Regions from separate parts of the Homo sapiens genome. Here all the other regions are linked to region 1. A link is a contact called in ENCODE Hi-C or POLR2A ChIA-PET data. All regions are on one chromosome and are shown on one strand. The core of a region is the stretch at or near the end of the contact, and the rest is flanking DNA. Distances in the headings are between cores, read along the strand shown. Region 1 holds the start of CFAP410 (cilia and flagella associated protein 410). Region 2 overlaps ADARB1 (adenosine deaminase RNA specific B1). Region 3 holds the start of ADARB1 (adenosine deaminase RNA specific B1). Region 4 holds the start of PTTG1IP (PTTG1 interacting protein).

What was found. Hi-C counts contacts between places; a loop is a spot of excess contacts on that map. ChIA-PET counts read pairs that join two places held with the same protein, here RNA polymerase II (POLR2A). Pooled maps may share reads with other maps.
Region 2: a map of gastrocnemius medialis shows a loop between it and region 1 (5-fold over the local background). The contact joins the enhancer-like site here to the promoter of CFAP410 in region 1. A Hi-C loop is called at or near these places in 2 of 168 maps with a recorded cell type or tissue (gastrocnemius medialis and psoas muscle) and 2 of 50 pooled maps.
Region 3: a pooled map shows a loop between it and region 1 (14-fold over the local background). The contact joins the promoter of ADARB1 here to the promoter of CFAP410 in region 1. A Hi-C loop is called at or near these places in 6 of 50 pooled maps.
Region 4: a map of CD8-positive, alpha-beta T cell shows a loop between it and region 1 (13-fold over the local background). The contact joins the promoter of PTTG1IP here to the promoter of CFAP410 in region 1. A Hi-C loop is called at or near these places in 10 of 168 maps with a recorded cell type or tissue (CD4-positive, alpha-beta T cell, CD8-positive, alpha-beta T cell, Caco-2 and 6 more), 16 of 37 single-sample maps with no recorded cell type and 25 of 50 pooled maps. POLR2A ChIA-PET finds 5 or more read pairs at or near these places in 4 of 52 experiments (AG04450, CD4-positive, alpha-beta T cell, CD4-positive, alpha-beta memory T cell and 1 more).

The regions. Positions count from the first base shown.
Region 1 is chr21:44,337,921-44,343,867 of GRCh38, reverse strand. It overlaps CFAP410 (cilia and flagella associated protein 410), which reads left to right and starts at 4,478. Exons shown (of 7, transcript NM_004928.3): 1 at 4,478-4,750. The coding sequence starts at 4,674. RefSeq lists enhancers at 1-408, 1,151-1,794, 1,795-2,437, 4,300-4,519 and silencers at 4,520-4,889, 5,190-5,309.
Region 2 is chr21:45,135,543-45,141,489 of GRCh38, reverse strand. All of the region lies in intron 2 of ADARB1 (adenosine deaminase RNA specific B1), which reads right to left. Among named protein-coding and RNA genes, the nearest start is that of ADARB1, 64 kb to the right of the region's middle. RefSeq lists an enhancer at 2,522-2,816. Within about 2 kb of position 2,714, at least 5 of the 41 ENCODE cell types and tissues checked have a DNase peak (open chromatin) inside an H3K27ac peak, as active enhancers do.
Region 3 is chr21:45,071,030-45,076,976 of GRCh38, reverse strand. ADARB1 (adenosine deaminase RNA specific B1) reads right to left here and starts at 2,397. Exons shown (of 11, transcript NM_001112.4): 1 at 2,184-2,397. LOC105372836 (a long non-coding RNA gene) reads left to right here and starts at 3,236. Exons shown (of 5, transcript XR_937796.3): 1 at 3,236-3,504. It also overlaps the pseudogene SSR4P1. RefSeq lists silencers at 2,444-2,643, 2,664-2,753.
Region 4 is chr21:44,871,461-44,877,407 of GRCh38, reverse strand. It overlaps PTTG1IP (PTTG1 interacting protein), which reads left to right and starts at 3,718. Exons shown (of 6, transcript NM_004339.4): 1 at 3,718-3,906. The coding sequence starts at 3,792. RefSeq lists enhancers at 2,761-3,438, 3,596-4,096, 4,097-4,597 and a silencer at 3,355-4,004.

The DNA of each region.
Region 1 (5,947 bases), core at 3,229-5,728:
ATGTGCATCTGGAAGGAATCTCTATTCACATAGCTTGATCTTTTTCTTCCAGGCCCTCCCAATCCTGACGAGATTAACTGAGAGTCTAGCACCTTTTAAAGGTGTGAATAGGAAACATTCGTCATCGATTGTCTCTAAGGGCAGCCATTAAAGACTTCAAAAGAACCTTGGTCCCCACAGTCTTTTTTTTTCTTTTTTTCTGTGCAGTGGCGCAATCTCGGCTCACTGCAAGCTCCGCCTCCCGGGCTCACACCATTCTCCTGCCTCAGCCTCCCGAGTAGCTAGGACTACAGGCGCCCGCCCCCATGCCCAGCTAATTTTTTTGTTTGTTTTTTGTATTTTTAGTAGAGACAGGGTTTCACCGTGTTAGCCAGGATGGTCTCGATCTCCTGACCTCGCGATCCGCCCGCCTCGGCCTCCCAAAGTGCTGGGATTACAGGCGTGAGCCCCCGTGCCCAGCGGTCTCCACAGTCTTTTATCTGAACCTGAGCATTTCCTTTCTATGGATCCCAGGTCTTTAGACAAACTCAACCGTCAACCAGAAAATGTTTAAATTCACCGATAGCCTGGAAGCCCCCACTTTGAGTTGTCCCGCCTTTCTGAATCAAACCAACGTATTTCTTAAATGTATTAGATTGCTGTCTCATGCCTTCCTAAAAAGTAAAAAACCAAGCTGTGCCCCGACCACCTTGGACACATGTTCTCAGGATTTCCTGAGGGCTGCGTCACGGGCCATGGTCATTCATATCTGGCTCAGAATAAATCTCTTAAAATATTTTACAGAGTTTGACTCTTTTTGTCAACACCACGATATAGAAGGTTAAATAAAACCCATCTGATGAGAATTTATGGTTTGTAGGGCATGACTGTCCATGCCCTTTAGGAATTTGGGCAAGATAAAAAAAGAAAAATCAGAGTTTAGTCCTCAATTACTTCAAGGCCGAGAGTGAGTTCTGGCCTTGAAGTAATCTTGTTGGAGACAGAATGAGGTGTCCGGTCCCTTTCAGGAGCTGACCCCTGAAGCTTCCAAGCAAAGAGATGACCAGATAAGTGAGCATGGTGTGTGCTTAACAGGCATCCAGGTAAACTAAATGTGCATAAGGCCTGAGAGCACAGGATGGGAACGGAGTGGAGGTTCACATTCCCAGGCTGTATTTCAAGATGGAAGGTAACACAAGCAGCTTGTCTCAGTTACATCTTCAGACTAGGGTGGAGGAGGAGGAAAGGGGAAAGGGGAAAAAGTTTTAAAACATGGTTTGAGGCTTAGCTGTGTGAAAGGAATATAAAGCTCAAGACCTTAAAATCACTAAGTCAAGGGAAAAGTCAGCTGGAAAATGCATCAGGCAAACCTGCCTCCAATTTTATTCCTAAATAAGATCGCTACAAAGATAAAAAGCTATGAAGCTCCCTCACAATTTGCCCACAAGGAAATTCCTTGTGGGCCTCAAGATCTTTACCCTCAAACAGTTCTGTTGAATTTCACCCTGGAATGTAAACTGATAGCTGATCTTCACAGGTGTGGGACAGGAGGTCATCCCCCTGCTCACCGGAGACACATGCCTATCTGTTTGCTTTCTCTGCCTTATTGTTTATGTAAAAATGCAGATTTACTAAGCTAGACCAAATTGTGTATTCAGTGAAAGGACTCAAAAGAATGCAATCTTTTGTCTCTTATCCACCGATGACCTGGAAGCTGGAAGCCTCCCTCCACCCCCACAACCCCACCCGGCCTTCAAGGTGTCCTGCCTTTCCAGACTGAACTAATGTACATCTTTTTTTTTTTTTTAAGACGGAGTCTCGCTCTTGTTGCGCAGACTGGAGTGCAATGGCACAGTCTCGGCTCACTGCAACCTCTGCCTCCCGGGTTCAAGCGATTCTCCTGCCTCAGCCTCCAAAGTAGTTGGGATTACAGGCGCCCACTGTCAGGCCTCTGAGCCCAAGCTAAGCCACCATGTCCCCTGTGACCTGCACGTACACATCCAGATGGCTGGTTCTCGCCTTAACTGATGACATTCCACCATAAAAGAAGTGAAAATGGCCTGTTCCTGCCTTAACTGATAACATTGTCTTGTGAAATTCCTTCTCCTGGCTCATCCTGGCTCAAAAGCTCCCCTACTGAGCACCTTGTGACTCCCACTCTGCCCGCCAGAGAACAACCCCCCTTTGACTATAATTTTCCTTTATCTACCCAAATCCTATAAAACGGCCCCACCCTTATCTCCCTTCACTGACTCTCTTTTCAGACTCAGCCCACCTGCACCCAGGTGAAATAAACAGCTTGATTGCTCACACAAAGCCTGTTTGGTGGTCTCTTCACATGGACACGAGTGAAACCCACCACCGCGCCCAGCTAATTTTTTGTATTTTTAGTAGAGACAGGGTTTCACTATGTTGGCCAGGCTGGTCTCGAACTCCTGACCTCAGGCCATCCACCTGCCTCAGCCTCCCAAAGTACTGGGATTATAGGCGTGAGCCACCGCGCCCGGCTTAATGTACATCTTATACATATATTTTTTCTTCTTTTTCCATCTTACACATATTGATTGATGTCTCATGTCTCCCTAAAAATGTATGAAAGCAAGCTGTGCCCCAGCCACCCAGGGCACATGTCATCAGGACCTCCTGAGGCTGTGTCATGGGCTTGTCCTTAACCTTGACAAAATAAACTTTCTAAACAGATTGAGTCCTGTCTCAGATATTTTGGATTCACAGCTGCTAAGCTGCTCGGTTACAATTGAAGGCTCATGGGTTAGGGGTTGTTCAAAGGTAGTTTGGTGAACAGGGGGCTAGGGCATGGGGAGTGCTGATTGGTTAGGTGCGAGATGAAATCTAGCTGTCCTTTTGGTCCTTTTGTGCTGCATGGCTTCTGGGTGGGGCCACAGGAGCTGTTGGCAAGACATTTAGCTGGATCCATCCGTGTGAGACATGCAAGAAACCTGCAAAGGTACAATAGTGATGTTACCTGCAGGAGTAATTGGGGAAGTAGCTTATCTTGTGACCTCCAGAATAATGGCTGACGAATGTTTACATCTGCATCTTAGTGGAATTCATGCTCCTCTATCCTTCTAGGCTGGTAGTGTAACCGCCCAATGGGTTCGCCTTGCCCACTGCCTAGACAGAACCGATTTATCAAGGCAACGGAATTGCAATGGAGAAAGAGTAATACACACAGAGCTGGCTGTGCAGGAGAGCAGAGTTTTATTATCACTCAAATCAGTCTCCCCAAGCATTCGGGGATCCGTGTTTTTAAGGATAATTTGGCGGGTATGGGCTCAGAAAGTGGTGAGTGCTGATTGGTCAGGTCGAAGATTAAATCATAGGGGGTCAAAATGAGTTCTGGCTGACTTCTGTCCCTGGGTGGGATCACACACATGGTTGAGCCAGATTATCCGTTTGGGTGGTGTCATCTGCTGCATCTGAATGCAGGGTCTACAAAATATTTCAAGCACTGACCTTAAGTTTTGCAACAGTGATGTTATTCCCAGAAGCAATTTGGGGAGGTTCAGACTCTTGCCGCCAGAGGTTGCATGGCCCCTAAACTGTAATTTTTAATCTCGTAGCTTAATTTGTTAGTCCTACAAAGGCAGACTGGTCCCCAGGCAAGAAGGGTTTTTTTGGGAAAGGGCTATTATCAATTTTGTTTCAGTTTAATCTATAAACTAAATTCCTTCCCAAGGCTAGTCTGGTCTACACCCAGGAATGAACAAAAGCAGCTTAGAGGATAGCAGGAAGATGGGGTGGGTGAGGAGATCTTCCCCTGTCATAATTTCTTCAGTTATGATTTTTGCAAAGGCGGTTTCAGTGGTCTCATTAGCTTTACAAAGGCTGTTTAGTTTTGAGGAAGGGCTGCTATCACTTAAACTATAAATGTCTCCCAAAGTTACCTTTGCTTATCCAGGAATAATTAAGGGCAGTTTTAAGGCCAAAGGCAAGATGGGGGTTGGCCAGATCTCCTTCAAGGCCAACCTTCTCTCACCGATACAATTTTTTGCAAAGGCGGTTTCAGAACGTCAGAACGCCTGTCTTAATGTAACTGTGGCCCATGTAACGATGTTTAGAGGGTCTTATCTGATTTCTAAAAGGTTGAAATGCTTGTAAGGGCTCTGCTGGACCTGCCCGTGCGTCTTTCCTATAAATGCGTCTTTTCTGTAAATGCTGGGAGGGAGGGAGACAAGGAATCAACACAGCCCCAGGGCTGCCCTGGGTTTATTCCAAGAGTTTGAATCGCGTAACTTGGAGCTGTGTAGCGCCCATGCCATCCACGCTAGGCCTGCGCTCAGAGTCAGGCCTAGGCACTCGGCCATGATGCGCGTCGGACCGAGCCCACCCCGCTCGGTTCCTGGGAGCAGCAGTTCAGCCCTCACTGGGCCGACTCGGGGACCGCCACCTGCACCCACCCTCTGCTCGCTGCGCGCTTCCGGGGTCGCGTTAGAATCGCGTCAGAGAAGGGCGCCCCAGGCCGCGCATGAGCAGGAGCAGAGCCAACGTGTCAGCGGCGCCCAAGCGGCCCCAGCGGGCTCGCGTCGCCCCGCTCTCCTCACCGAGCCGCCAATCGGCTCAGGATCCGCCCCTGACGACGCGGGCCCCGCCCCTGGAGACACGCGCCGCGCAGTCGTCACCCGCCCGGGATCAGGAGGCCGGGGGCGCCCGCCGGTCGGGCCTGGGCGGCCGCCATGAAGCTGACGCGGAAGATGGTTCTGACCCGGGCCAAGGCCTCGGAGCTGCACAGCGTGCGCAAGCTCAACTGCTGGTGAGGCGGGGCCTGGCCGCGGCCGCCCCGGGGTGGGGGGAGGAGCCGGGGCGGGGCGAGGGCGGAGCCGGAGGGAGGAGCCGGGGCGGGGAGAGGGCGGAGCCGGAGGGAGGAGCCGGGGCGGGACGAGGGCGGAGCCGGAGGGAGGAGCCGGGGCGGGGAGAGGGCGGAGCCGGGGCGGGGAGAGGGCGGAGCCGGGGCGGGGAGAGGGCGGAGCCGGAGGGAGGAGCCGGGGCGGGACGAGGGCGGAGCCGGAGGGAGGAGCCGGGGCGGGACGAGGGCGGAGCCGGAGGGAGGAGCCGGGGCGGGACGAGGGCGGAGCCGGAGGGAGGAGCCGGGGCGGGGCGGGGCGGGGGCGGAGTGGAAGGGGGGAGGGGCAGGGGCGAGGGCGGCGAAGGAGCCGCGGGTGAGGGAGGGGAGGAGGCCGGGGGTCGGGGTCGCCTGGGCCCCCCCCCATTTCCCGGCCCGCCTTTGCCCCGGGTGCCCTGTGGGCTGGGTCTGTTGTCTGGGGTTGCCAGCAGTCACTGGGACCAAGTCGAATAGGAGAGAGAACTGAGCTTTCCAGGACTGAGTCAGGAAACACGTTGGTAATCAGTACTGGGGGCGGCCGTTCCCAGGGTACTCCTAGCAGGTGACAGGAAGGGACGTGGGTGCGGTGGGACCCAGGCAGGCTGAAAGGCAGGTAATGCTGAGTCTCACTGAGCCAAGGAAGACCAGGAGCTTCCAGAAGAGGGAGCCTGGAGTTGAGGCCTGCAAGATCTCCAGGGTTCCCTGGGGACTCAGCAGAGTGACCGCGCCGTGTCAACTGGCCTCACCGTGCAGGCGGGTGTGGGGGTCAGCGAGAGCAGACGCTTCCTCCCAGGGGTGTCCGCAGACTGCCCAGAGTGAGCTCTTCCCTGTTAATTAAAAAGCTTTTCTCTCTGCCCTGGCATATCTGGTGTTTTGGCTACAATTCCCGTGTCATTTGCTTTCAATAATGCATTTCTTTGTTTTGCATGGGGTGGTCAGTACTCCCACTAAGCTGGGAGAAACAACAACCCTGTTTCAGGCTTTTAAAGTTTGCTTCATAAGTTGCCTGTTCACCCTTTGAACTTGACCTCTTATAAAGACGCCCTTGTTTATGTCTGTCAGTGAGAGAAATGAACCTTCTGCTACTCAGGGACCATGAGGAAGAGTTCATCTTTTTGTGTCTTACAA
Region 2 (5,947 bases), core at 1,465-3,964, 800 kb before region 1:
ATATAAATTTGATACTAAACTGGAACATACATTGACAGGTATTTCTTTAAAGATTCTTAGGCATTATTTAAAAATAATGCTTTCTATAACTGGCTACTAAAAATAAAACAGAATGGCAATCCTTTGAAATATATTCTGTAAAACCACTACTACATATTTAGATCATGAGAGTATAGGCTAATTTTTTGCATTTTAACATAATTATTACCTATTTGGAATATTAAGCTTAAAACAATAGAATCATAAAATTATGTTACACAAAGACTACACAGCAAAGTCACAACTTTTTTTTTTGAGACAGGGTCTCGCTCTGTCGCCCAGGCTGGAGTGCATTGGCACAATCTTGGCTCATTGCCACCCGTCTCCTGGGATCAAGCAATTCTCCCACCTCAGCCTCTCGAGTAGCTGGGACTACAGGCATGTGCCACCATGCCTGGCTAATTTATTTTTACTTTTATTTTTTGTACAGACAGGGGTTCACCATGTTACCCAGACTGGTCTCAAACTCCTGGGCTTAAGCAATCCTCCTGTCTCAGCCTCCCAAAGTTCTAGGATTATAGGCTTGAGCACCACACCTGGCCACAATTTTTAGAATTGCAAAAGATGTACAAAACTTCTCATTCCATAACACAATCAGCCCCTTCCGCAGACTTAATTTATTATATCAAATTTATAAATTACTTGATAAAATTTTATTTACAATTCAGATCACTCACTGAATTAAACCAGCTATAAGTATTCCATCTCATTGCTTCACAGGTCCTCTAAATGGTAAAAATGAAGCCAGGGAACAGAAAGCTTTCTGAAGGAAACTGGCTTCTGGACGCACACTGGAATGCACACACACATACACTCACGCACACACACACAGATGGTGTAAAGACAAGAGGTTTGTCCTGGTGGCCACCGCTCAGAACGCCACTGAGCCTCCTCCACTGAGTCTTAGAAGCGGCCCTACAGCACCATCTGCTGTTCTGCAGAGGTCACTCAACGCTCCACACCACAGCAACCAAGCCAGGAGCCACCCAGAAGCTACAAGGCATGGGCTGCCAGGGGCGGACCTGTACCTCACAGCCTGGTCTAGGTGCTCTGCTGAATACAAACCATCTGATGGGACATCAACATCAGACAAGGTCGCCCTGGGCCCTGATGGGTAGGACATCTGCACGGGGTAAGAGGAAACTTTTTGGGGTAAGAATATTCTCTACCTCAGCTGCTTGGTGGTGTGGCACTGGCATACATTTGTCAGAATATATTAGAGTGCACACTTTAGAAGAATGATTTTTGGCTGGGTTGAGGTGGGTGGATCACCCGAGGTCAGGAGTTTGAGACTAGCCTGGCCAACATGGCAACACCCCATCTCTACTAAAAATACAAAATTAGCCGGGCATGGTGGCGGGCGCCTGTAATCCCAGCTACTAGGGAGGCTGAGGCAGGAGAATCGCTTGAGCCTGGAAGGCAGAGGTTGCAGTGAGTAGAGATCATGCCATTGCACTCCAGCCTGGGTGACAAGAGCGAAACTCTGTGTCAAAAAAAAAAAAAAAAAAAAAAAAAAAGAGTTTTATTGTCTGTACATTTTACCTCAGTAAATCCAATTTTAAAAAAATCAAGAGATCCCAGAAGAAAACAAATTCTATAAGAAAGGTAAGTCTCAATTTGAAATAAAATAGAAAATACACATATTTCAAGAAGAATGAATTAAATGGGTTCCAAGAAACAGAATGAATAAGCTGGAAAAGGCTGGCGATAGCATAAGAAAGGCAGTGGTCCCTCTCAACAAGAGAACACGGAGAGGCAGAAGTGCTGATGCTCAGGGCCCACGGGCGCACGCGGCCCCACACTACCACTCACCACGCTCGCTGCGCCCGACAGGCACCTTCCCTGCCCCACGTGACAGAGGAGGAAGCTGAGCATGGGAGTTGAGACACTTGCTCGACCGCTGGATCCAAACTCAACTCCATTCCCCACTCTGCTCTACCACTCCATGCCAGGCAAGAATATGGGAAAAAGAGAAAACGGAGCCAAAAAATCAAGGAAACCAGGAGAAAGAGAAAACGGAACCAAAAAAATCAAGGAAATCAGGAAAAAGAGAAAACAGAACCAAAAAATCAAGTATACCAAATCCAAGTATAAAGCAAATTAAACTGTGGCATGACTTTCAGCAATCGTCATAATAATATAAGTGCCATTTATGAATTTGGAACTTTGATTGAACCAAGGTTACAGAACAGAAGAAGTTTTCTACTTTGGTAACACAGAAGACAAACAAGGCTGGGAGCAGTGACTCACGCCTGTAATCCCAGCACAGTGGGAGGCTGAGATGGGTGGATCACCTGAGCCCAGGAGTTCAAGACCAGCCTGGGCAACACAGCAAAACCCCGTCTCTACAAAAACTACAAAAATTAGCCAGGCATGGTGGCATGCGCCTGTAGTCTCAGCTACTCAGGAGGCTGTGGCAGGTGAATCGCTTGAACCCGAGAGGCGGAGCTTGCAGTGAGCCAAGATTGTGCCACTGCACTCCAGCCTAGGCAACAGAGCGAGACTCTGTCTTAAAAAAAAAAAAAAAAGAAGACAACAAACTGACAGAGGTCAGACAAACTGACACCACCGAGGAGCTGAGGGCCAGATAAGTGCTTCTGCTGCCTTCCATGCAGGAAACTGAGAGGCCGCCCAGGGCCCACAGGCCACGAGCACATGGGCCACTCAGTCTCTAGGATGACCAGCAGGGGGCGTGGTTTCAGGCTTGGTAAGCTGATCCAGTGCTCGTCCTGAAGCCCTTTCCCCTACCCCTCTACCAAGGGTGCCACAAAAATGAAAGGCTCATTTTCTGTCTCTTTTGTGACTAAAGCTGGCCACAAAACACACTTCTTGCCAAGGAGAAAGACACAGTTCTGGTGAAAGACAGGTGAAAATATGCTGAGGGCTTCCACAATGTCTCTGACAAAAGGAATAGACAAGAGCTCCACGGCCTGCTCCTTCTCAGTTGTTCCTGCCTTAAACACAGAAGTGGTGTCTAAAGCTGCTGCTGCTGTACTGCAGCGATACTCACCCAGAGCCCTAAGATGGCTGAACTCTGGACTAGCTCTAGCAAACTCCTCCCTCTGGATTACTTACGACATAAGAAGTGCGTATATACATCCAAGGTGTGTAAGATACTGTGAGTCATGCTGTGACCTTCACCCAGAATCAATCCTAAATGATACAGGAAAAGAAGGTTGGAGAAACGTCACGGAGCTAAATCCTCCTCCATGTGAACTAACAGTGCACAGTTAATGTCTAAAGTTCATAAATCAAACAATAGCAAGTGCAGGATGCAGCCCTTTCTCTTGGTTAAGCTCCTATTATGTTGCATCTCTGTCACTTATAGCCAATCCTAATACTAATTAATATAGAAATACAAATATCTAAAATGCATTTTAAAAAATCAGTGATGCCACTGAGGAGGGCAAGAGCTATACTCTATCGCTTCTCATCAAAAGCCCTTCTAAGTTTGAGGGCATCACTCCCATAGAAATTGAAATTAAGCACAGGTCTGCCCTTTTCCTGCCCCCAGCAGGCCCAGCCTCTCCCTCCCCTCCAGCCCACCAGGCTTCTGGAGTCATATCCAGAGCCCCTCCTGCCTGGGGTGCCCACCTCCCATGCCATCTCCCTGGAAAACAAACCCAGCTTTCCAGACTTGCTGCAACCCTACATCCATGAACTCTCCTGCCCTGCCTCCTGGGCACACCTCCTTCCATCCCCACTTTCCTCACAGTGCCACCATCATCACAGGCTTCCTCCCCTCCACACCCACCAGGCTGTTCACATGCAGTGGGCAGAGACTGTATCTGAACCCTCAGAGCCTCAATCAGGGGCAAGGCAGAGGCCAAGCTCCATCACTGAACGCAGACATCCTCACACCGTCCTCTGAAGAGACTTCAAATGTTTTATTTTAAATCGGATTGATGGGCCTTCACACATCAGGGGACTGTTGGTCACTAAAGCACAAAGCTCCTGGCACACCCGAAGGGCCACCCACGTACCCTCAGACCAAGGAAGGGCAGCCAAGGGGCAGGAATGGCCAAGAGCCCCATCCCCACCACCAGCATGGCGATGGCGTAGGTTAAGAAGGGGGTCAGCAGTCATCAGTCTTCCAGAACTCTCGACATATCAGGATCACAAGCGGCTGCAGGCTGGAACCTCAGCCTCCAGCACCTTACACAGGGGAATCTGCCCACAAGAGGGAGCTGCTGTGTCACTCCGAGTCCCTCCATGTAGAAAAAGCCTTTGGGAACTACTGAACAGAAGTAAATTCAGATTGTCCTGGATCTACACGTGAATCTTCTCACTTCTTGCCTTTTACACACACACCAGTCTTCAAGGTCTGGATTCATTACTTTTAGTTTAGTCATGCTCAGAGCACAGCAAAGCTAAAAGAAAATTACCAATTTCTAAGAACTTCAGATATTTATGATTTTACACCCAACAGTGTGTATTTTGTTAAATTCTTATCTATTCAAGTCATACTTCTGTGGTTAATTGTGTACTTCTTCAGAACCTTAAAGCCACATATAAACTGGGAATCCAACCACTTCTTAGGAATTTTTTTAACTTGATGCTGTTTAAACCAAGCTTTACTCAGATTATTTTTTAAGTAGAAAACAATCCCAAGTCACAAACTCCCTTGTTCCACACCTACCTACCAGTGTCCCTGGCCCCTGTGGACACCAGCTGGGGGCGGGATTCTCCCTGCAGCGCACACACCAAGCAACCTGGGGGAGAGCGGCAGGGTGCCTCCTCTGGGTGCGGGGACACCCCTGCTCTCCCAGCAGCCGCTGGCTGGTGGGGCAGCTCTACTGTTTTCTACCCCCGCCAGCTGTCCCCACAGGACTGGTCTGTCCCCACATTTGTCCCCAGGCCTCGGTCAGTGCCTCCCCACAGGGGCTCAGTACATGTTTGTTGTTAAAGGAATGATTCTCTCTTGAGCGCTGCTACAGGTTCTGAAACATGGTGCCGGGCGTAGCAAACATCACGACTCCACAGCCCACTTCACAAGCAGCAGTTCCACTTGTCTGCACCACTTGACGTTATTTTCCCTAAATCTGGTGTATCTGTAGTTCTTCCCTGTCATCTCAGCTTAGGCTGAGGCCCCAGGTCTGAGGAAGAAGAATGCTAAGGGTCCACATGTTTTTAAGAGCAGGGTCTCCCCACCCATCATGTAGAGCTTGCTGGAAGCCTGGAAAGCCTGCCCTGCTGTCCCTCACTCATTCCCGCACGAGGGCACCTGACAGGAGGCCAGAACCAGAGCTCAGAGACAGTGGACCTGTCCTAAGAGAGCGAGTCCTCACAGCAGCTGGCCACCAAGAAGGGGAGGGAGTTCGTGGTCCTCCACTCCTTCCCCTGGTTTTACTCCCCTCCCTCCGATCCCTCTGATCCCTCCCACCCCCATGGGCCCAGGGACACCACAGGATGAACACAGGCGCATATGACTCACATTGTGTCCCTGCTCTGATGCTGCCTAGTCCCGTGGCTGCTGGCGGCCTCTAAAATTAGAAGGGTCTTTGGAAAGGGGCTGTGCATGGTCAGATTTTCAGGACAGCACTCAGCTTCACCCACCCCCATCACAGAGGACCCACCGGGGAGGGTGAGGGGCAGCACAGTCTCCACTGGGCCCACCTGCAGTCCAGGACCACAGGACCCACAGAGGGCCCTCTTGACTGTGGCCACACCTTTCTGCTGACATTCTACACTTCATATGTTTTTTTTCCAATTTTTCTAATACATTTCGAAATGTGGATGGCAGACTTGTCAGTTCCAGAAAGCCTTTCTCGCACTCTGCCTTCATCTTCTGAGGCCTCACTTTGCTTTTCGACCTAAATTAGGTCCTGTCTCTTCTAGTCTTTCTGCTTCATTAGGGGCTACTCTGTCTATCTACCGCTCACGGTTTTGAGGTCACCAACTCAGGACC
Region 3 (5,947 bases), core at 1,148-3,647, 740 kb before region 1:
TTCTGTAGGTACTGTGTGCTTGCTTATCTTTTTAAATCTATCAATACAAATGTACTGCTTTATGCCAGAAGCATTTTTGATCTCTACCTATCTTGTTAAGTACTGTATCTCCTAGGGCCTAAAACAGGGAAGGCCTAGCACATAACAGGCCACAGACAAGTATTTGTCAAATGGATTAAGTTTGTTTTATGCATTCACTGGACAAATAGAAGTTAAAAAAATTCTTATTCCAAAAATCTAAAAGAATTCAAATGTTTTACAATACATAAATTCACGAGGAAGTGAAATTAGCCTCTGAGCCAAGATGTTTTTTGTGGATGATGTTATCACTTCATAGCTAATCCTTCCCCCTTGGCCTCCCAGTAACAACTGCATGAGCACGTCACACCAGAGACACATGTGTCATCAATTTCTCAGAGCTGGATCGATTATTTTTAAGCCCCTGTCCCTGCAGGAGGGCCTCCTTTTTTCCTTTCCAACTACAGCTTCAAATGTGATGTAGATGTAGTGGGATATACCCAGTCTTAGGAACCCTCAGACATCTAACAGGGCATCACTCACAGACAATGCATTCCTTTCAGAGTCTGTGTGAGTTCATCCTCTCCACCACAGGCAAGATATAGGCACCCAGCTCAGCCTGTCTCATCAAATACTTACCGAGCCCCCGTTGTGGCTGTCCATGCATACTGGACCCTGTCCTCCGGAGGAACCGCGCAATGAGAGACAGTTAATTCTCTTATCCAAGAAGGAACTGTATCAGCCAAGCTTTTATCCTTTCTTCCTTCTCCCTTTCCCCTCTGGGAAACCCTCAGCAGGCAAAAAGGATACAGCAGTCTCAACCCCAAGGAAAAGATGGTCATCAAAAGACAATTAGCTTTTCTATCTCCTAGAAACAACTGCTCTTAAGACAACCTAGCGTTTTGGAAAATGCAGCTCTGGGTGGCACCTTTCGAAGCAATAAAACATACGGCAAAATTTAAGAGGAAACAAAGAGGATTAAATACATATTTGTATTCTCAATTAAAAAAACTACGGTTCTATCATCTTAATTATGGAGTTAAACGTTAAAGAAACAAGTTTGATATCATGCCACTTTTCGTTATACTTCGAGAACGGAATGCAATAATGGTTAGTAAGAAGGAAGTAAAATGCCTGTATCAGAAGTAACAGCCCAAACCTGCTGACCAAAAATATTAACTGGGAACTAAACACCACGGTGCAGATCTCCGACATAGAAACCTGGACAGGAACACGTTTTAGGTTAGGTTTTCCAGCGTGTAAATCGGGACTCCAACACGTTTCAGCGTCCACAGCCCAATCTGACACCTTCCCTCGCACCCATCCACCACGCAATAATTTTCCTTCTGATGTGAACACGTCAAAAGTCACCTCGGGCCCCCAACTGCCCCAGATTGCTCCCGATCGCTGCAGACGCCCGGCACCCGCAGGAACTTCCCTGGCCCGGGCCGCCCGCGGCGCAGAGCATCCCGCGCGGACACTGCGCCCTCGGAAGGACACGCAGGACCGTCCAGGGCGCAGACTCGTCCCCAACGCAGTCTCCACTCCCGTGGCACAGCGTCCCCTCCCAAGGCAGCCTCCCCTGCCCGGGCCCAGCCTCATCCCGGGCGCAGCCTGCCGTCCCCCGGCGCAGCGTCCCATGCCGGGCGGAGCGTCTCCCCAGGGACATAGCCTACCGTCCCCAGGCGCAGCCTTGTTGCCAACGCAGCCTCCCGTTCCCCGGCGCAACCTTGTACCCGGGGCAGCCTCTGGTCCCCGGGCGCAGCCTCGTCCCCAGCGCAGCCTCCGATCTCCAGGGCACACCGTCCCCTCCCCAAAACGCAGTCTCGGTCCCCAGGGCGCAGCCTCGTCCCGGCGCACCTGCCCTCCCCGCGGCGCAGCGCGGCGCATCCCACGCGGACTCGGCGCCCTCGGGAGGGGACGCGGGGCCGCCCGGGCGCAGCTTCCTCCGGGAGCCGAGCGCCGGAGCAGACGGGCGACCCAGGAGGGTGGGTGCGAGGCGGTGCCGCGGCACCCTCGCTTCTCCGCGGGCGCCCTCCGCTCCCGGGACGGCCCGCAGCTCCGGCCCCACCACCAGTCCCTGCCCGGCGCTTACATAAACGCCGCCACCGCGGGGTCCGGAGCCCGCGCCCGCCCGAGCCGCCGCGGCCCCGCGCCGCCCTCACCTCAGCCGCAGCCGCGCCGCGCCTGGTCCTCCGCACGCGCGCCCCACGCTTCGGCCGCAGTCTCGCGCCGGGCGGCGCTCTGCCTCGTTGGTTGTGCGCAGCGGCGCGGCGTGGCCGTGGCCTCGCGCGGCCCGGAGCCCCGGCCGCCAACCTGGCCGCTTGGCCGCCGCTGCCGCCGCCGCCGCCGCCGCCGCCACGGCCGCCTCAGCGCCTCAGCCCCGCCGCCGGCGGCTCCGCCCCCTCCCCGCCCCCGCCGGCCCGCCGGGCGCGCGCACGCCGAGGGGGCGGGGGCGGCGCAGCGACGCCGGACGTGCGCGCGCTGGGGCGCCCGTGTCTGTCGTGGGCAGCCGGAGCTGTGGCACCTCCCTCACGACCACCTGCGGCGGACGGGCGCGGGGCCGTTGGGGCTGGAGCGCGGCCGGAGCTGAGAGACCGCGGCTGGGCGGCTCCGGAGCGTGGGGCGAGAGCGCGGGACCGGCCTGGCGTCGCGGCGCCGCCCGCCCGAGCGCGGCTGAGGAGACTCTGCCCGCCTTCGTTTTGGGGACGGGGTCTCACTGTCGCCCAGACTGGAGCGCGGTGGACCTCCGAGCTCACGCGATCCTGCCGCCTCAGCCTCCCTGGTAGCTGGGACCGCAGGCGCCCGGCGATTGGCGTTTGCGTTTTGCGGAGGTGGCGTCTCGCGGTGCTGCCCAGGCTCCCGGGCCCCCGCGCTCCTCCCTGCAGCGGGCGCTGCCCCCGCCGAGCCCCCGCCGAGCCCCCGCCGAGCCCCCGCCGAGCCCCCGCCGAGCCCCCGCCGAGCCCCCGCCGAGCCACCCCTGCTTCTCCCTCTCCCGGAGTTGCCTGGGACACGCGGGTCCCGCCGGCCCCCTCTCCCCGCCCGTCATCCTCACTGTAGACTCCGGGAGAACCAGGTCGCGGCCCAGGACCCTGGCTGGACACGGTTCCCGCCGTCTCCTGTTTAGTCCGCACTGACACTAGCAGCTGCTCCAGTTACCAACGTTTAGGTGATGGTGGTTTTGTTTGATTTTTTTTGTTTGTTTGTTTGTTTTAGGTTGATAGTAAAAGCATTTTTTTATAGCATATGCAATAGACCTACTCTTCGATTTATCTATATTTACTGACTGTTCCACAGTTATACCAAGAAATGTTTACACAGATGATGATAAGCATATGTAGAAATGCAACGTTTTCACTGACCGGAATAACCAGCTCCAGGCTGCAGTTCTCTGCACGAAGATAAAGTTTGATAGGCAAACTTGGCAGCTCCTGACCGCGGCGACCTGAGCCCAGAGGAGCAGCCGGGGGCGGTGGGCAGAGCCAGGTGTGGACAAGCGGGTGGGTCCCGCACCTGGGTGGGGGAAGCGGCAGGTTCCAGGGTCAAATTGAGGTTGTACTAGCCCTGGCCTCCAAACCTCAGGCGGCCCACTCTGCCCTCGGCCTCTTTCCTCCCTTGTAAAGTGGGGAGTAAGAGACCATCGCAAGCCAGGGATGGGGTGGCGCACACTGTGATCTCAGCCAGTCTGGAGGCTGGGGCTGGGCGGTGGGGGGGTGCGGGTCGCTTGTGTCTCAGAGCTGGAGCTGTGGTGTGCGAGGCCGAGGTCCGCGCCTATAAATGGCCGCTGCGCTCTGGCCCGGGCAACACTGAGACTCCGACTCTGGAAAACAACAAAACTTAAAAGACGAACACAGATGGAAGTTTGGGAGCCTGGTATGCGGTAAGCACTCCGCAGGTGTCAGCCGCCAGCCCGCAGTCCCGGACAGGTCAGGGGAAGGCCCGCGGTATGCAGCAGGCTGCCGGCTTCAGTCACTGCCTGGTGGAAAACAAGCCTGTCTTTGGGGCCAGCCAGCTAACAAGTGAGCCCTTCACCCCATCTGAAGGCGAAGCACCCAAAGGGGCAACCGTGGACGGCTAAATAAAAATCAAGACTCCTGGGACGCCTTCTCGGGACACATTCTTAAAGAGATACGTGCCTGAGGACGTTGTGTGTATTTCTGTGTAACAGGCCACCCCAAACCTCAGAGGGCGAAAACCTCTCTTCACTGCTCATGACTCTGTGGGCCTGCAGCTTAAGCCGGTTCAGCTGGGACGGCTTGCCTCGGCTCCATGGGGTGTCTGCTGGGCCCACTTACAGGCAGGCGCCCCGGGCAGATCCGGGCCACATGTCACCCACCCACCGCAGGCTGGCCGGGCCTCCCTCCCGTGGTGGCTGGGCTCCGTCGGCAGCAAGAAAAAGCAAATCCCCATGGTGCTTCCCTCCATCTCCCCAGGAGGGTGAGATGGCCGGGGCCTGAGTGGACGTGAGGCACCGCACAGGGGACGGGCACGGCAAGCATGGTTCATCGGGGCTGTCACTGCAGAAGTCTTCCACAGGCCTTCGCTGAGGTGCGGGTTGGTGTGGGGAATACAAGGGAACTCCCCAGAATGGAGGCTGCTTGTGCAAGTTTCAACTTGTCCTTTTTCTCCCTCCAGAGCAGCAGAGAGCGGATGGCGCCCAAGGCCGGGACCCTCTGCTGCTCCCACAGGCCTCTCAGGCGGCTCTGCAGGACCAGCCAGCAGCCTCTGATGCTCCCTTCCTATTCCATGGCTTCAGGTGCCATCCTCTCCACAGAGACGGTTTCTATTGTGACGCTCTCCCTGACTTGGAAGAATGGCACTGGGAACATTCCCCTTGGTGCTGATGTCGGGGAGGAAAGCAGTTTCCAGTCGCCTGGGGCCAGGACATGGCGTTCCCAGCTGTTGTAGAGCATGAAGCACCAGGATGCCCATTCGGGTGCCTGCTGAGATCAGGCTCTTTGAGAAGGAATCCTGTGGTCGCCTGAGGAAGTCCAAAAAAATTTCGAGGACATCTCAGCCATCCATCCCCTGTTCACTGTGGAGGTTGAACACCGGGGCTCCTGGAGGGGGGCCCTGGGTCTCCACAGAAGTGCTGGCAGCCACCATCCACTTCCTGGCCTTCCGTGCCCGCTCCACCTCTGTTCTGTTGTTTACTGTCTCCTTTGTGGGAATTATGGAATAAACAATCACTCTGGTGTCCTGGAAAATAAACCTGATGCTGGAGGGCTTGAGTGTAGGAATCCAGCTGGGCTCCCACTGTCTGCCCCAGGGTGCGGAGTTAGGCTTTGCATAAGCATGTGAGATGCCAACCGCTATGAAATGTGGTCTACACAGCACCAAAAATCCATTTCCCACGTTTTCCCTTCAGTGCAGTTAAATGGCATGACCCTGTGACTGTCTCCCACGAGAAGAACTAAAAATTACGCTGGTCCTGCCAATGCCTACAGGATACGGTGGCACAAAATGATTTCCACGGTCTTAGGATATAGACCCAGGCCGACTCGAGAGATTAAGTGGATTTCAAACTGTGGTCTTGAGCCTTCTGGGAACTGCCCGAAAGGAGGGGAAGGCGCCAGCCTCGGAGTGGTCCAGCTGCCCGGCCTGTTCACACACTGGCCTTTCAGTTGAAGACAGTGTTCAAAGCTTACCCGTGTAAATGCCACTGATCTGTGAACCCCCTTCCTGTCATGCCCAGGGCCTGGCAGACTGTGGCTAGAACGGTGGGATCAGAGCAGTGGGTCACGTGACCTGCGCACGGGTGTGCTGGCCTCCCTGGGCCGCGGTGGCCAGGACAGCCTTCCTTTCCCTTTCCAGCCACACAGGGCAATCCGTGTGCTCAGATTTCTGTCTCATCAATTACAGAGCGAGCTGCCAACCTGCTGTGCTGAGACTGTGGCCTGGTCTTGGTCCTGGTGTCCTAGGGCTGATG
Region 4 (5,947 bases), core at 2,469-4,968, 530 kb before region 1:
GCCTCGCGCCTGTAATTCCAACACTCTGGGAGGTTGCAGTGGGCGGATCACCTGGGGTTCAGAGTTTGAGACCAGCCTGACCAACATGGAGAAACTCCATCTCTACTAAAAATACGAAATTAGCCAGGCATGGTGGCGCATGCCTGTAATCTCAGCTACTCGGGAGACTGAGGTGGGAGAATTGCTTGAACCCGGGAGGCAGAGGTTGCAGTGAGCCGAGGTAGCGCCATTGCACTCCAGCCTGGACAACAAGAGCGAAACTCCGTCAAAAAAAAAAAAAAAAGAACAAGTCAGTATGTAAGACAACTGTCTTTGCATCAGTTGGACTCTCAGTGTAGCCCTGAGCATGGCTGTCTGTGTGTATTGTCTGCCTTCCCAAGTAAAGGTAAAGAGAAATCAACACTTTCACACACAGAACTACTGAAGGATGTGCTAATAAGTCCACTACACTAAAGGACTTTGATCGGGGTAGCCAAGAGGATTCTTCCAGTATCAGTGGAAGACTCTGACCATATTTGATCAAGTACTGCCTTTAGTAGGTTTTGTAATTCTTCATTATTCAATAATTCAGTGTCTTCTAGGGCAATTAGGGATCGCAATTGGGTTAGATTTTGAAACTTTTTTTATGTCTAGTAACTCAGCTTTCTCATCTAATTCTAAATACGTCTTCCCCCTTTGGGAGAAAGAAACGTGGATATTGTAATTCTAAGAAGTCTCCTTTTATAAGATGGCTGGCAGCTGATAGAACCAGAAGGAAAATGTGAGTCCCTTGTAAAGGACCTAGTTGAAAAGCTATAGGCTGAGATTTACGTGCCGTTACAGGCGTATTAGTGACACCTACCCTTTGAACTTTTTTTTGACTCCAAGGAATGGAACCTTGTAACAAGATGGGATTTATTACAGAAAACACGGCTGCTCTATCAGCAAAAGCTTATGTCAGCAATGGGAACTCGTGTTAACTATTTTAAATAATTTTTATGGCCAGGCGTGGTGGCTCACGCCTGTAATCCCAGCACTTTGGGAGGCTGAGGCAGGTGGATCACAAGGTCAGGAGTTCAAGACCAACCTGGCCAATATGGTGAAACCCCATTTCTACTAAAAATACAAAAATTAGCCGGGCGTGGTGGTGCGTGCCTGTGGTCTCAGCTGCTCGGGAGGCTGAGGCAGAGGAGTCGCTTGAACCTGGGAGGCGGAGGTTGCAGTGAGCCAAGATTGAGCCATTGCACTCCAGCCTGCGCAACAGAGCGAGACTCCGTCTCAAAAAAAAAAAAATTATTTTTCCCAAAGTAGAGGCAGGGTCACACACTCGGGTATTTAAATTCTCTGGGAAAACCAGTGGGGTCCTGGTGAGCATCAGGAAATTCCTTGATTATACTTTTAAGTTCTACCTTTGACCATAACTCATGAACTAGGGCACATAGTTGTCCCCTATGAGAGACACTGGCTGTTTGAGCAATGGCCCCAAAACAGGAGGAGGAGGAGGAAGAAAGGTGGGTCTGGGCGAGGTAATTCAGACAACAAAGGATAAAGAGAAGGAGCTGAGGGAGGAGGGGGAGAAATTTCAGTAGTCTTTTTTAAATTCAGAAATTATTTTAGATAATTTTTGTTTTTCTCTCATAAATACCTTTATTAGAACTTCTTTTGGATGCTTCCAACTACCATAAAAAATAACTCTCCCAAAGATTCCGTTTTATCCTAGAGCCAGCGTTTTCCAATTGAGCAAACAAGTAAATTACCTTGGTGTTCCAATGGTACCCGGCTTTGGTCACTGAAATGTTTTTTCTCAAGTTACGTGAGACCATTTTTCTAAATATAACGAGAGGTGGCACCATAAGCACTGCACAGGAAACCAGCTGGAGTTTCCAAAGATGGGTCCTCCCTGAAGGAGAAAGACTTGTTTTGGATGGACGATTGCCTATGAGTTCTCTTAAGTGACAAAAGACTGTAAGGGAAAATCTGGTTACTCAAGAAGAAAGTTTAGACATGTCAAATTGAACTCAGCTCCAGAGCCTGGCCAGTTTTAAGGATTACAAATTTTGCTTAAGCCACGATTCGCTGCTTCTTTTCAAAGAGAAACTGCTTTCCCCTTCTCCAAATCTGAAGGACAAAAAAGGTTGCAAACTTTAGCAAGACGAACAAAACCTTAACCTCGAAGGATAGTGTTAACCACACACCTGCAAACAGCTGACTCTTTGGAGAAATAACAAACGAAACTCTTGCCTTAAAACCAAGCCTCAACTCCAGCCCTATCAGGTGTGGACCTGGGTAGGCGGAACAGAGTCTGAACCTCAGCCCTGGGAGGCTGCCAGAGACCCCGGCCAGGTTCCCAGGCGGTCCGGTGAACCAAGGCCGCTCCGCGGGTGCCAGCGCTCCGAGTGCCAGAGAAGTGGCTCGGATCACAAGAGGCTGGCTTCGGAGCCATCTGCAGGCGCCCAAATCCCAACCTAAAATCACCACAGGGTCAGAATCTAATGTAAGGGGGGGTTATTCAAAGGCAGTTGGAGGCTGGCCCACCCGGAAACACCGGCTCCAGAGGAATGGAGTCCGCCCTCGGAAGCGGGGAGGGGAAGGGTGCCCTCGGGCAGGCAGAGGCGGAGGCTTTTAGCAGGACCGCGGCGTCCTTCCTACGAGGTGGGCGCAGTCCTCGCGTTTGATGGACGACGGGCAGTGCCTGCTTCAGGGAAGGGTGCGGCAGTCACGGTTTCCCGTCTTCTGGTCTAAGCAGTGCAGAAAACAGGGAAGTTCATCTACAAGGGTCATGAACTAAGAAGGCAGGAGGTTTCTGTCCCCGGCACCGGCGAATCCCGGACCCGAGAAAGGAGCTACGGGCGCACAGAAGCGGGCGGCCCCGGCTCTCGCGGGGCTTAAAGCGCGCAGTGTGTTCGGGTTCACACCTCTAAATGTATTTTTGCCATTTCTTAAGTAGCCTTAAAAATGTCCGTCACTATTTAGTCCTTTTATCAACCGAGGGGCCCGGAAGGCCGCAGCGAGGGCGTCGGCGAGAAGCCATGGAGGAGAAACGGCGCTTCTCTCGGGAGTTTAGGTGGCAGCTTCAGCAGCACACGTTTCAGCCCATTCTGGGGCCGTTTCTAGTGTGGTTAACGTACAAAAATAAACAAATCCCCTAAAAGTCCCACGCGGACATCGGCGGGAGCCCAGGGCCGGACGCCGCGGTGTGGAGCGAGGGCGCCGGCGCGGACTATGAGGGCCCACCGCGCCTCGTCCAGGGCTCACTTAAGAGCAGCGTGAGCAGCGCTTGGGACCGCCGTCCGGGACGCCCGCAGCCCTTTAGGATGGAGGCCACCGTGACCTCCGCCACCGAAGCACCGCGCTCCCCTAGTCCCCTCAGCCGGTCGCCGTTCCCCGCCGCGCAGGCGCAGGAGCCGCGGCGAGCCCCTCGGTCACGCCTCGCCCCTCGGTCACGCCTCGCCCCTCGGTCACGCCTCGCCCCTCGGTCACGCCTCGCCCCTCGGTCACGCCTCGCCCCTCGGTCACGCCTCGCCCATCCGCGCCGCGCAGGCGCACTGAGCCTCAGCCGCTCTCCTCGCTACCAGGCTCCTTTCCTCTATCGCGCAGGCGCACTGAACCTCAGCCGCGCCGGGAGGCGAGCCCGTTGGCGAGGGGCGGGGCAGATGGCGAGGGAGCGGGGCGAGCTGCTTTTTGAGGCTGCGCACTCGCATGGCCCCACCTCGCAGGTCCACTTCCGGCGCCGCGGCTGTTCCGGGCGGAGACCGCTTGTGCTGGAGTCGGAGTTGTAACGCTCCACTGACTGATAGAGCGACCGGCCGACCATGGCGCCCGGAGTGGCCCGCGGGCCGACGCCGTACTGGAGGTTGCGCCTCGGTGGCGCCGCGCTGCTCCTGCTGCTCATCCCGGTGGCCGCCGCGCAGGAGCCTCCCGGAGCTGGTGAGGGCGCCGGGGCGGGCGGGGCCGCGAAGGGGGCGGGGCGGCTGGTGGGTCCAGGTCGGGGTCGGGGTCGGGGTTTCGGCCAGGGCGCTGGGCTCGGCGGGCGGCCTGGGCCCACGGTCGCAGGCAGCGCCCCGACGGAGGCTCCTCGAGGGTCACGCCCGTTTGGCGGCCGCGGGAGCTGCCGTCGCGGCTGGGGCGCGGGCAGGGGAAGAGCCGTCTTTGTCTTTGTCTTTGTTTTGTCCAGTCGCTGCGGCCGCTCCTCGCGCGTGGCCTCGGGTTGGCCCTCGCCCGGCAGGCGGGACGCTTGGCACCTGCGGCCTCCCTTAGCCTCACTGCGACCCCAAACAGCACTCCTCGGGTTCGATCCCGAGCCGGGAAGCCGGCTCACGACGTGTTCGAGGTCGCACAGCTGGTCGGGGGCAGGCCGGGATGGCGGCCGCAGGCCCCTGCAGGGTGATGGGGCCGCGGCCGGTGTGTCTCTACAGCCGCCGGCGTTCACGCCGCCACTCCCTCCCGGCCGCAGTTCCACGCACAGCAGCGAACGCTCGCACTTATGCCTTAGAAAGGAAGGCGTCCCCAAAGCCAGGCTGTAGCATCTGATTTTGAAGCAAGCTGATTGCGGTTCTACGCTGTCCAGACGCGCAGGTGGCATTCTTCATCGTTTATCCCGTCTGCACCAGGCCCTGCGGCCACAGTGGTGACCGACAGCCAGAGCTCCTATCCAAGAGGAGCTGAGTCCCCGGGAGGCTGACCAAGAAAGAAGCAGTGAGGGCGCGGGGGCTGGGGGAGGAAAGTGCATGACAGGAGACTCAGAGTTCCAGAAACCGGCAGTGTTTATAGAGGGTGGCTTCCTGTGGGGCTGGGCCTCCAGGGCCTGGTGGGCTGCGGGAAAATCCAGCAGGTTCTAAGCTGGAGAGTGTCATGGTTGGACCTGTTTCACAATGTCATGCTGGCTTCCGTGTGTGGAGTTTCCAGGTGACCACTAGTGGTGGGGAATAGTGCCACCTTAACTTCAGTTTCCTGACCCTTACAATTAGGGTTGACCTGGGCCCAGCTTGAGGGGCTAATACTTTTCTCAGCTCTTGTTAGCCCAGGCTCTGTCAGTGTCTGTTTAGCATAGTAGAGCACCTTTTCTTTTTGTGACCTTATGGAATGTTTATTCCGATGCAGGATTATTTGTGTTTCTTCTTACCTGCCTCCAAGTGTGCTTAGGGTTTGTGACGTTAGCAATGCAGCTGCCTTGAAGTTTGTTAGTCAAGGAGGCCAGTGGGACTGTACTGGGAACTTTTGGCCCAGATTGAGTTCTAAGCGCAAATGTGCAGTGAATACGTTTCCACAAACAGAATGGGCGTCTGCAGGCAGAGTGTGTGATTCACTGGCAACTGTATCAGTGGCTCGGGGGTGTGTTTGCTTGCATTGTGAAAGCGGGAGTGTCAGGAAAACAACCATGAGGTTTTGTTTGACTGTGATTCCTCCTGCTCTGCACTGCTGAAGGGTGCAGAGATGGGTGTGGACGAGTGGAGTGGACAGTGTGGGAATTAATCCGGAACTGCCATTCGGTGTGTCAGCTGAAAAGCCATTCGGTGTGTCTGCACTTGGAGGCTGCACTTGCTTGCTTCCACTTATGGTAATCACCAAGTCCTGGTGGGTGGACTGTTGTTTCTCTCACTGGGGACCCCTTGGAATAGGAAGAATGGTGCCGTGTCATGTTGGCATTCACTGCCCAGGCGCCTTTGGTGTCTGCGTGCCCCTTGTCCTTGGAGAGAGGGGCTATTTATAGCCTGGAGAACTCCCCTCTTCCCACAGAGTACTTGCTTGGTGTGAGATTTTTACTGCTTGTCATGGTTACAGGAATGTGACCGCAGTACTGATGTTTAAAACGTTTTGTCTCCTTTACAAGGACACTGTGTGAATTTAGAGAATACATTATACCAATCCAAATCCAACACTTTTAAGCATCTTTTTATGTGTTTTGATGGAGGAGAGACATTAAGAACCCATGGTGTATTGAAGATCTTTAGAGCAAGATTCTTGAAGT